2 separate regions of the Mus musculus genome follow, and region 1 is linked to region 2. A link is a loop called in an ENCODE intact Hi-C map of the cell type or tissue named here. Cell type or tissue: heart. All regions are shown on one strand. Each heading gives the region's core, and the rest is flanking DNA. Links, peaks and the distances in the headings are about the cores only. Region 1 overlaps Pik3c2a (phosphatidylinositol-4-phosphate 3-kinase catalytic subunit type 2 alpha). Region 2 holds the start of Pik3c2a (phosphatidylinositol-4-phosphate 3-kinase catalytic subunit type 2 alpha).

The links. Peaks named below come from ENCODE experiments on the same cell type or tissue, not always from the same donor. Only the 100,000 strongest peaks of a DNase experiment are listed, where the experiment ranks them.
Region 1: it touches region 2 in a loop (2.0-fold over the local background); 1 of 42 quality-filtered maps calls a loop at or near these places.

What each region holds. Positions count from the first base shown.
Region 1 is chr7:116,370,024-116,375,399 of GRCm38, forward strand. Pik3c2a (phosphatidylinositol-4-phosphate 3-kinase catalytic subunit type 2 alpha) reads right to left here. Exons shown (of 33, transcript NM_011083.2): 12 at 3,705-3,827; 13 at 2,772-2,939. Among named protein-coding and RNA genes, the nearest start is that of Rps13, 39 kb to the left of the region's middle. In heart, for the core only: no CTCF peak of the experiment used is centred there; no DNase peak of the experiment used is centred there.
Region 2 is chr7:116,440,627-116,446,002 of GRCm38, forward strand. Pik3c2a (phosphatidylinositol-4-phosphate 3-kinase catalytic subunit type 2 alpha) reads right to left here and starts at 2,832. Exons shown (of 33, transcript NM_011083.2): 1 at 2,678-2,832. In heart, for the core only: no CTCF peak of the experiment used is centred there; DNase peaks (open chromatin) are centred at 2,875 and 4,015; H3K4me3 peaks cover 3,512 bases; H3K27ac peaks cover 2,992 bases.

The DNA of each region.
Region 1 (5,376 bases), core at 268-5,267, 71 kb before region 2:
AAATGTAAGTGAGGAAAATACCTAATAAAAAATTAATAAAAGGGCTGGTGAGATGGCTCAGTGGGTAAGAGTACCCGACTGCTCTTCCGAAGGTCAGGAGTTCAAATCCCAGCAACCACATGGTGGCTCACAACCATCTGTAACGAGATCTGACTCCCTCTTCTGAGGACAGCTACAGTGTACTTACATATAATAAATAAATAAATAAATTAATTAAAAAAATTAATAAAAAAAATTTCAAACCCACAAAACATGATAATCAACTTGGAATGTTGGTAAAACAGTACAGTTTTAAAGAATACATTGGAAGGAGTCAGCTACTACACTACTGAGAAGTTAGATAAAATATTAAAGTTGGGGTGGGAACAGAAAAAGGGAGAATAAAAATGCATCTTGGAAAGAATGGCATTGAGAAGAGAGCAGAGAAGGGATAAGGACGGCCACTGTTGTCTAATACCACTATGTAAACAGGAAGTGTCCAAGTTTCCCCTAGAGACCAGGACTTCAAGGTCACGACCTGGATTACAGAACTGCATCCTGATTTTTACCATTAGAATAAAAAGCCAAGAGAATCAGTAAGTGCTTTGTACCACTGAAACACAACTTACTTGAAGCAAACTATATTTAGCACTCCTCAGTACATTTTTTTTTCTCTAAAAGGCTAGACAATAAATATTTAGGAGCCTACATATTTGTAATCTCAATATTCAGAGAAGTTTCAGAGAAACCTGAGAGCCTGGGTCCACTCCCTGAACCCATGTTTGAAAGAGAAAACTGTACTCTGAGCTCTGAGTTGTGCTCTCACCACACACACACACAAATAGATAAAGTGATAATGGAACAGAGGTGGAAAGGGAGCAATGGCAAGCTGTGGCGGAAGTGGTGTCATCTCTTCTCTTGCTCTCTTACCCCCTTTCCCCTCAGTCTCTTCTCCCTTCCCCCCTCTCCCCTCTCTCCACGTGCCCAGGCCAGCCTCTAATCGTTTTCTCTCTCTGTCTCTCTGTCTGTCTGTCTGTCTCTGTCTCTACTACCCCCTCAACTCCCCTCCCCCTGTCCTAAATAAACTCTATTCTATACTATGCCATAGTGTGGCTGCTACCCCAGGGGGAAGGGATGCCTTAGTGTGGGCCAACAAAGGCACCCCCTTCCCCGACACCTTATGGGTCCACCACCAAACATAACCCTGTCTTTCTTTTTCAAGGGACAGAACCTTAAGTTTGGTATAACGTGGGCTACATAGTGATTTCGTGCCTAAAAACAATAAAAAATGAAAATTAGGGGCTAGAGAGTTACCTCAGTGGTTAAGAGCATTTGTTACTCTTGAAGAATAACCAGGTTTGATTCCCAGCATCCACACAGTGGCTCACAGCTGCCTGTAACTCTAATTCTAGGGAATCAGACTTCTGATCTCTGTGGTTACTATGCATGTATGTACATGGTATACAGACATCCTTGCAGGCAAAATGTTCACATACATAAAGTAAATTTAAATGAATAAATACAGTTTAAAAGGCTGGACATGGTAGCACATATTTATAATCTCAGCTATAACAGTCTCTGTTGCAACGTCTTCATTTGGCTATAGTAATATAAAGTACTTAAGAATGATATATAAATGAGTATGTTGTATGATATAACAAAATATATTTATTAAAAACAGGAAGTGGGATTGGTAAGATGTCTTAGCTCTTGTAATCAATTCCAAACCTACACTGTGGAAGAAAAGAACTAACTTCTGCAAACTACCTTCTGACTCACCCACACACATACACTATAACTGAATGTTAAAAAAAAAAAGGGCAGTGGGACTCAAAACATACATTGATCCTTATTCTCGAACTAGCAACTATTTAAAACAATTAAGTTATATACTTTGATAAATTAAAGTTCTTTTTTCCAAGATTAATATTTAAATTTTTTGCGTATGCATGTATGAATAAAGGATAGAGAGATGGCTCAGTGGTTTAGAGTACTTGCTGCTCTTATAAATGACCTTAGTTCCTACGACCCATATTAGGTAGTACACAATCACTTATGACTCCATTTCTGGAGGAGAATTCCAAATCTTCATTACATATTTCATCTATAAATTGTTTTGTATTTCCCAAAAAATAAACAATTTCAGGGCCGAGGAGACGGTTCAGTTGGTAAATGCTTTCTCTACAAGCATGATCCGAGCCTGATCTCCAGAGCTCATATTAAGAAGCCAAGGATGCCAGGTATATTTGCAATCTCAGCGATGAGGGAAGTGGACATAGTGGTGGGTTCCTGGAGCTCATTGGCTAGTCAGTCTGAGACCCTGTGCCTCAGATATAAGGTAATGAATGGCAATCATGGTTGTACTTGAAACTCCACATGCACATATGAGGTTACTATCCCCAGGAAAGATCTTTAGAACTCTTAGATCAAGGGCTCATAACACTAAGGACTTGTTAGTGAGTTAGAACTGTTTAATATTGTTCTATCTCTGAAAATGGAGAAAGGTGAGAATTATAAAAAATAGATTTTAGAATCAAGAACTGATACAGCCATTGCATTGTGTCATAATATACTTTACAGAAATGACAGTGTTTGGCTACCGCTTTTCTCCTGGATCAGTGAGTGACAAGCCATCCTTTGCATATTCACCAGCTAACTCTGAGACTACAGCAGAGAGACTACTTTCTCTAGCTCAAAGCTTATGCCTGTCACTGCTTCCAACCTGGCCTCCAGCCTGTTTTTGATGTACAGAGTATCAGAGAACTCACCATCACAATTCAGTTAACACTCACCGTTTAAAATCAAATAGAGTTAAAGAAACTTTGCCCAGAGCTTCTGGCCCCTTTCTCTGTTTATTAGAATCAGGGGAACTTCCACTGCTCTGATTTAAAACTCCAAACAGAGTAAGATGAAGAACTGATTCTAATGGCAACTGCGATATCTGGATAGGAAAAATGATTCTGTGGGGCAGAGAAAAAATTTTGTTGGTGTTAAGAAAAAAAAAAAGATTAAAAGTAAAGATTAGTAATCACTTAATGAAGACAAATTTTAGGTGTTTTATTTCACTTATAAAACAATCTTTAGTTCTGAGTAACTTTTAGCTAAGTAGCAAGTATGGCTAACTTGTAAAGTTACATCTTAAATTTCATTATCAGTATAAAACTTCAAAAATGTAACAATTCTTTCTGTAAAAATGTCTAAGAACTTAAAGTTAGGCAGTTTGATAATTAGGCAAAATAAAATTAGACCTTACTTCTGCAACTAGCTATTTACTTAAATATGACAAGTTCTCTTAGTTTAAAAAAAAGAGTATTTAAAAAATTAACATTCCAGAATATTATCAAGTACATAGATTTAAGATTCAGCTTGGTTTTTAAGAGCTGGATTCTTGTATAGTGCTCTATAATAAGAACTTAAGCAAGTAGTTTATAAAATACAAGTTCTAGAGTTCTATATAAATTTTTATCTTTGACATGACAAAGTCTACAAAGTAACACTACACTATTGCAATTTTAAAACAGAGATTTAAAGGAATACTTCAAAATTTTTAATGTTAATTACATTTTAATGTTAATTACAATTTGTCATAGTATTTTGTGTAAAAGATGTCAAGATATCAGTAAGAATTTACTGAATTTCAATGGCTATCATAATAATGTATACATTGGAAAAATTACAGACTAGGGTACAGTGAAATAATTATAAAAGTAAAAAATTCCACTTACAGTTCATCCCATTTAATAAGATAGAAGAAATTCTTGTACGTGCCAACCTTCTTTGACTGAATAGGCTTAAAAAGATCCTTCCCATTGTGAGACAGGGAACATATCAAGTAGTATTTTTCATAACTGAGAAAAGAAAGCTTAATTTGATTTCTAGGTTGGTAATAACTATCTAACACAAGTACATTAGCAATTTTTCCCAAGTGACAAAATGGTCACCTTTTGTTTTTTGAAATCCACGTGAAATTTAACCTTTGAAGATTCTACAGAAACAGAGGAATGGTGTAACAAAAAAAGTAGCGTGGGAAGCATATACCCCAAGTGTCAGCCTGGGGCTGGGAATGCTGGGACTATAATGATCCCCATAGAATATAAGCTGTTTCAGGTATTGTGCTAAGAGGGCAGGCAAATGATAACAGACTATGTGCTTATCCATTTCTAGTTAAAACTCACGAAGTACCAACATTCTCTTCCCTTGGTGTCACTTCTATCACATCCCTGTCTTTTGTTGAGGTTTGCTCAGTTTCTTTGGTCTCTTCCTTAGCAGTAGTGGAGATGCTGATGCTACTTTCCTTTGCTACACCACAGTAATATTCAGCTAAGCTTTATTTAACAATATACAGACCCAGGAATTCAGCCAATCTTCACAGGTATTGCTGCATTCTTTTCACTAAACACCAATAACTTAGTTCCAAACTGCTGTTCATACTGACACAATAAGACAATCTTCTAAGAACCTTGGACTCAATAAAACGGCATTCTTCTACTCTAACTTACTTCTAGGTTTACATGCTAATCATTCTACTCCTATCCACAGCTTTTTCTGGGTGTGAATAGGTAGGGTGGTGGTTGGTCTTGGAGACTTTGCATTCCTCTGTCTCCACCTTCCAAGTACTAGGACCAAAGGGCTGCATGCCATGCCCACCTATATCTATAACTTAAAGTTATACAGGGCAGTGGTTGCCCCCGCCTTTAATCCCAGACCTTGGGAGGCAGAGGCATGTGGATCTCTGAGTTTGAGGCCAGCCTGGTCTATAGAGAGAGTTTTTGGACAGCTGGGGCTACCCTGTGTCAAATGAAAAAAACATTTTTTTTTCATTTCATTTATTTAGAGTGTATCTAAGTCCATGAAAGGGTGTGTATGGAGGATAAAGGACAGACAACCTGTGGGAGTTGGTTCTCTCCTACTATGTGGGTCCTCCTATATGGAACTCCAATGAACAAAGGAAAATACAAGTTTAAAAAAAGCAACACAATTTGTTTGCCATGTTTTCAGCTGGGCATTTTGGAACGCACCTGTAACCCTACTACTTAAAAGGCTGCAGTGAAAGGATCACTCAGTCTCTGAAGATGAGAGCAGCCTGAGCAGTATAGCGAGACAGACAAAAAGAAACAGGCAGGAATAGCCATTTAAACAAACGCTCTAGAAAGGCATTGTTCTCATTTGTTACTGGATTTCCAGTACTGAAAACTCTACTTGTAGATGGGGCTCAGTAAACACTTATTTTTCATGACTTAACAACACCACTTTCAGCTACAGAGTTCAAGGCTACATAGCAAATTCCAGAACTGCCAGGACTACAGAGAGACCCTATTTGAAAACAAAACAACAACAAACACTCTATCATTTCAATTCAATTGAATTTAATTGAAGCTCAATTCAAGTGGAATTTTT
Region 2 (5,376 bases), core at 183-5,182:
TCTCAAAATAACAACAACAAAAGCAAACAAACAAACAAAATTGTGGCTCCCACATAAGCAAGAAAAATCAAGAGGTTTCTTTTAGCTTCAACCATAGTCCTATGAACATTGTGGAATACACCTATTGAGAGCAGAATTTCCAAGTGTGACCATGATTCCTGCTAAAAGAATATTGTATATAAATACTATCGAATAAATATCAGAGCTTTTAGGCACTTTTCTCAATTACCTTACCACTTGCAAGAAAGCTTAGGATCTTATCACCTTTACCCATGTTGCCCTTGTTAATAGAAAGAACTCATTCTGTAAGCCTCATTTTGGGCATGATCTTTCTCATCAGACCTGCTCATTTCTTTAGCTCTCAACCCAGGAGATCACAGCCTTCTTTGGAACTATGAATCCACCACTGTCTTTATAACCAACTGGCTAACCTGTCTTCCTAGGTGGATTGAACAATTTCTACTTTGTTTTCTTTCTCTCTTTTCCTCCTCCCTCCAGTTTCTCAGGGTTGGTTTATAGCCCAACTCAGTTACAACTATCAAATGAAACCACCAAACTAAAGGGGATATGGCTCAGTGGTAGAGTCCTTGCTTAGGCCCTAGGTTTAATCCCTAGTACTGGGAGGGTAGGGTGTGTGTGTCCAGATTAAACAAATCATCAAATTCTGTAAATTTAGCACACTAAAATATCTTCAGTATTTGCCTGTCTTGGAAATATGATCAATTAGTAAAACAGATTAAGTTGTCTTATTAAATAAAGCAAGGTAAGTTACAACTTCATTCTGAAAGTACTGAGAATCAAACCTGTGGTTAGACAAGTTTCCTTAGCTATACCCCCAGCTCACAGAACTTTTGCTGTTTTGCTTTTTGTTTTTGGAGCTAGTCTTCTGTAGCTCAGGCTCATCTCTACAGGTATGTGGTTAAAGCATTTAAGAAAGTGCTTTGTACCTCTCCTGATCTGAAGGGTTGATGTGATGCTGTGAGGCAAACTCTGAGCTCTTAGAAACAGCCTGTCTTTAGGTAGAAATGCACTGAATGTGCCGAACTTATTACATTCCAAACAATATGCCAGATTTACTCTTGGGCACAGAAATGTACATAGCAACATAAAACTGAATGGAAAATTTGGAGCTCTAAATAGATGCAACAAAGAATTATACACTTACACAGCTAATTACAGAAAGTTGTTTCTAAAATCCTGAAAGCAAACAAGTCAACCTTTATGCTCTATAAAAATGAAAAAAGATTGAGACCACTAAAGTATAATGTTTGCAAGTTAGACTGCAAGCAACATGCACACCAATCATAACCCAGCTTTGCTTCCTTTATTATTATTATCATTTTTAGAGACAGTGTCTCACTAGGTAGACTAGGCGGACCTTAAATGTGACTCTCCTACCAGAGCTCTGCAGTGCAGACAAGCATTGCAATTATAGGGTGCACCACCATGCCCAAGACAACGGAGGTTTTTACAAGACAAACTGCTTTCAATATGAATTCCGCCAGCACCCATGGGAATCTGTGGAGGTGCTGTATTTATTATGTATCTATGTTAAAAATCACTTTGAAACTAAGTTTGAGTTAACAAATATCTCTCTCTCAGTTACAATGCTTTTCAGTATTCAAAACACTGAATGCCAAACTTGCAGGCAGTTTCAAAAACTTGAAAATTTCAACCAAGGCACTTCAGCGTGGTCTGTAACCTTGAATAACCAACTCCAATTACAGCAGAGCTACTTAACAGTTTCTCGTGGAGAAAGAACCATCAGGGAGGCAAGAGTACAAAGTCTTCCCTGGAACCAGTGTTCCAGGACCTCTGCGCAGCCTCTCTTCCCGAACACTACTTCACCAACCCCCTAAGAATAGCCTTTTATTTTCTGTCCTTGGCTTGAGATGTACCACATTCAGTGATCTCCCCCCCCCCCCGCCCCCCGCCCCGAAGGCAGTATTCTTCCTGACACCTACCTGGAAAGATTTAGGGATACTTTTTAAGAAGTAATCTTGTTCAAACAGGGATGCTTCCTTCGTGTCACTGAATTCAAACACCCACTGGCTAAAATAAAAATATACTAATTAGGACTTCACCTTCTATCAGGACAACACGGTGAAAGAACTACCGTATACACTCCCCTCCTCTTCAATTATTCCTTGTTCCTCAGTCACGCAGGAAGAGTTAAATATTCTTACTTTAATGCCCTAGCAGAAAGATGATGCACTAAATATACACAAATATCATTGCGTTCCCAAAGCAAGCAGTTTCTGGATTTTTGTTTTAAGGTAACGAGGTGAAGGGTCTCAGAAGAAAAAGAACCACCCGAGGCTCTAAAAACCGAGCTGGGAGAGGAGAAGGAAGAGGCCATAGCAGAAGTTCAACAGCCACTCTCCAGAACAGTCGGGACAGGAGCCTGGGACCGCCACCGCGGCTCCCTCGCTGTCCCGGGGGACCGTGGGGTGGCTTCCCCTCCCCCGCCCCCCGAGGGACAGCAGCGTCCGGCGGCCCGCGACAAAGGGGCCTGGCGCGGGGCGCTGGCGACCGTCGGGTGGGGGACGGGGCCCCGAGGAAGGAGTCAGAGAGGATGGAGTGACCAAGGGGCACGGCGGCCGGGTCCCTCCCCTCTGAGTCCCTCGGCGGCTGCGCAGAGCCAGGTCCCGCTCCGCACGCACCGGCAGCCCCTCACCTCACGCTGCGGGAGTCTTGGTCTTCACCGCAACCCGAGCCTTCGCGCCCTCCAAGGTCCGAGCCATGTTTTTCTCCCGCCTCAGCTGGCTCAGCCGGCCGCTGAGGAGAGCTTCGACTGACTCCGCGGCCAGCCGAGCTCTGCACGTCACTTCCGATGGTGCAAGCACCGCCCCCGTACTTGAGCGCCTTGCGATTGGCCGACGCGGATGGCCTACCTGAGATGGCGGGCGGGGCGCAGGCGGAGCCTGAAAGGCAGCAGCGGGGAGGTTGCGGGATGGAGTGTGGTTGCCCCGGGGAATGGGTGTCTTAGGCGCGGCCGGCCGGGGGCCTCTCGGGGAGGCTACCCCGGGACTCCTCCTGGCCGGCCTCGAGCTCCGAAGCGCCCTTTGTTCCCGGGCCCTGTCCCAGCACCGCGCGCCTCTGATCTCTGGCTTGCGGTTGCCTGGTTTGAGGTTTTGGCCCCAGGCCGCCCAGAGATTAGCTTGGTTTGGAAGACAGAAAAGAACAGTCAAGACGAAATCTTTCATTCCCTCCAGCGGTCGGCGAGCTCTCGCGGACGTTCAGGTGCTTCGAAGTTTGCATTAGCTCGTCGTGTGGGCCCTGGAAAGGGCTGGATGCGTGCGTGCGGCGTTCTCGCCTTGGTGTTTGCTGACAGCCCCGCCGCGGCCAGGTGGGCAAGGTTAGCCCGGTAATAACAGCGCTCGGCCAGACATCACACCCAGGCCCCATAGTAATCATACCTTTCTCGTGAGCGCGGACTGCAATTGGGCTTGTAAAGAGTTTAGCGCTCTGTTGTCTGATTCAAAACTGTGAAGCAGATGGGAGAATTATTCCCGTTTTACAGATTGCAAAAGACGACTGTCGGTAACTGTCGGAGGAGAGGAATGGCAACGTAAACTGGCAGAGTCTGCTTGGGTTTTGGGATTTCGAAGTGTATTCCCAGCATTTCCCCCTTTCCTTTAGTAAGGGAGGAGAGACCTCTGATCCTTTTGGTTTAAATAAACACGCTTGCACTTCTAGAGGCTGGATGAAGTTCTGCTTTAAGGGGAAGCGGGAGAAGGGGGCAGGGAAGGAGGGCAGGGAAGGGAATATGAGAATGTGGCATCTTCCTGTAGTCCAAGCTGAAGCTAAGACAGGAGATTACTCTAAAGCTCAGCAGTTCAGGACCTGTCTCCAAAAACAAACAAACAAACCTAGCTCAGTGGTAGTGCACCTAAGTAGGTTTAGTCTCCAGCACTAGCTGAAAGCAAAAGGAAAGGCTATTCTAGGGAGAAGTCTAGGAGCAACTTCTGGCTGTACCACCCTCCCTCCCAGCCCCTAGCTGTCTACTAGCCCCACCTCCACGCAAGCTTACACACCCCAGAAGAATGTCCCTTAGGAATCTGCTCAGCTCTACAGCATTGTTCTGCTTTATCTTCTCATCAAAGGAGGAATTTATACACTTGGCAGCTCTTCCTCAAGATTTAAAAGGGTGAGGAAAAGGAATTCTCTCAGGACTGGCTTCCTACCTTCTGCTGGAAAACAGAGTGTGCCTTTAGGAAAGAAAAGAAAACACTGAGTCTTATGGGAAGATAACTTGGTGTTCTCTCTCTCTCTCTCTCTCTCTCTCTCTCTCTCTCTCTCTCTCTCTCTCTCTCATCTCTCTGATCGAGAAAGGGAACTATCTTCTTTTGGTCCCTGGTAGCTTATGCCCTCCCTGGTTTGACTCAAACAAATCCTTGTTGAAATTCTGGCTTTCTCATTTATTGTGGCTTTTGTATGGCCCCACAGGTAGGAAGTGCAGTAGACTGAGAAGCTGAAGACTTAGGTAGCTTCCAATTGCAAATTGTTAGGTGTCAAGAAGCTGGGCTAGGAGCCCCCTCTCAGCCCCTCCTCTGCCTGGCAGTGGTGCCTGCCGATGGTTGTTAAACAATGTGAACAGACTTGTAAAGAAAGTGCAAACCATGCTTGCTGTCCTTTGAGACCGATTAGACACTAGCTAACAGCTACTTTCTCCTACTGGCTTCAATTTTAAGACTTGATAGTAAAAAGGAAAAAAAAAAAAAAGAATTAAGGGGTTGCATTACATTTAAACTGCTCCAACCATAACTTCCCACAGAGAACTTCATGGCATAGCCAATACCCCCAAACTTCTTCCAGTACCAAGTACGAAATAGGGACCCTTTCTCTTTTACCATATATAAAAAGAATGGCTGACATTTATGGAGCATTTCCTGAAACCAGACCCTGTTCTTTGAATTGCATTACTGAATCCCACCCACAACCTGAATGAAAAGGGGCCATTATGTCCTTGATTTATACTTGAGCACTTTGAGGACCAGAGAGAAAAGCAATTTTCCAAAGGCCACCCAGCTATTAAATAAAAGTCCAGGGTGATGCACGCCTTTAATCCCAGCACTCGGGAGGCAGAGGCAGGCAGATTTCTGAGTTCGAGGCCAGCCTGGTCTACAAAGTGAGTTCCAGGACAGCCAGAGCTACACAGAGAAACCCTGTCTCGAAAAACCAAAAAAAAAAAAAAAGAGTCCAAACCCAGATCTTACTACTTAGCCCAACCTTTTTAACCCTCTCACTGCCCTTAAATTTTAACAGGAGAGCTTTAAAAGGCCATCAATAACTAGGCATGGTTGTGCACCCCTGGAAGTCCAGCACTCAGCAAAGGCAAGTAGATCACCAAGTTGACCAAATAAATCCTTTGCA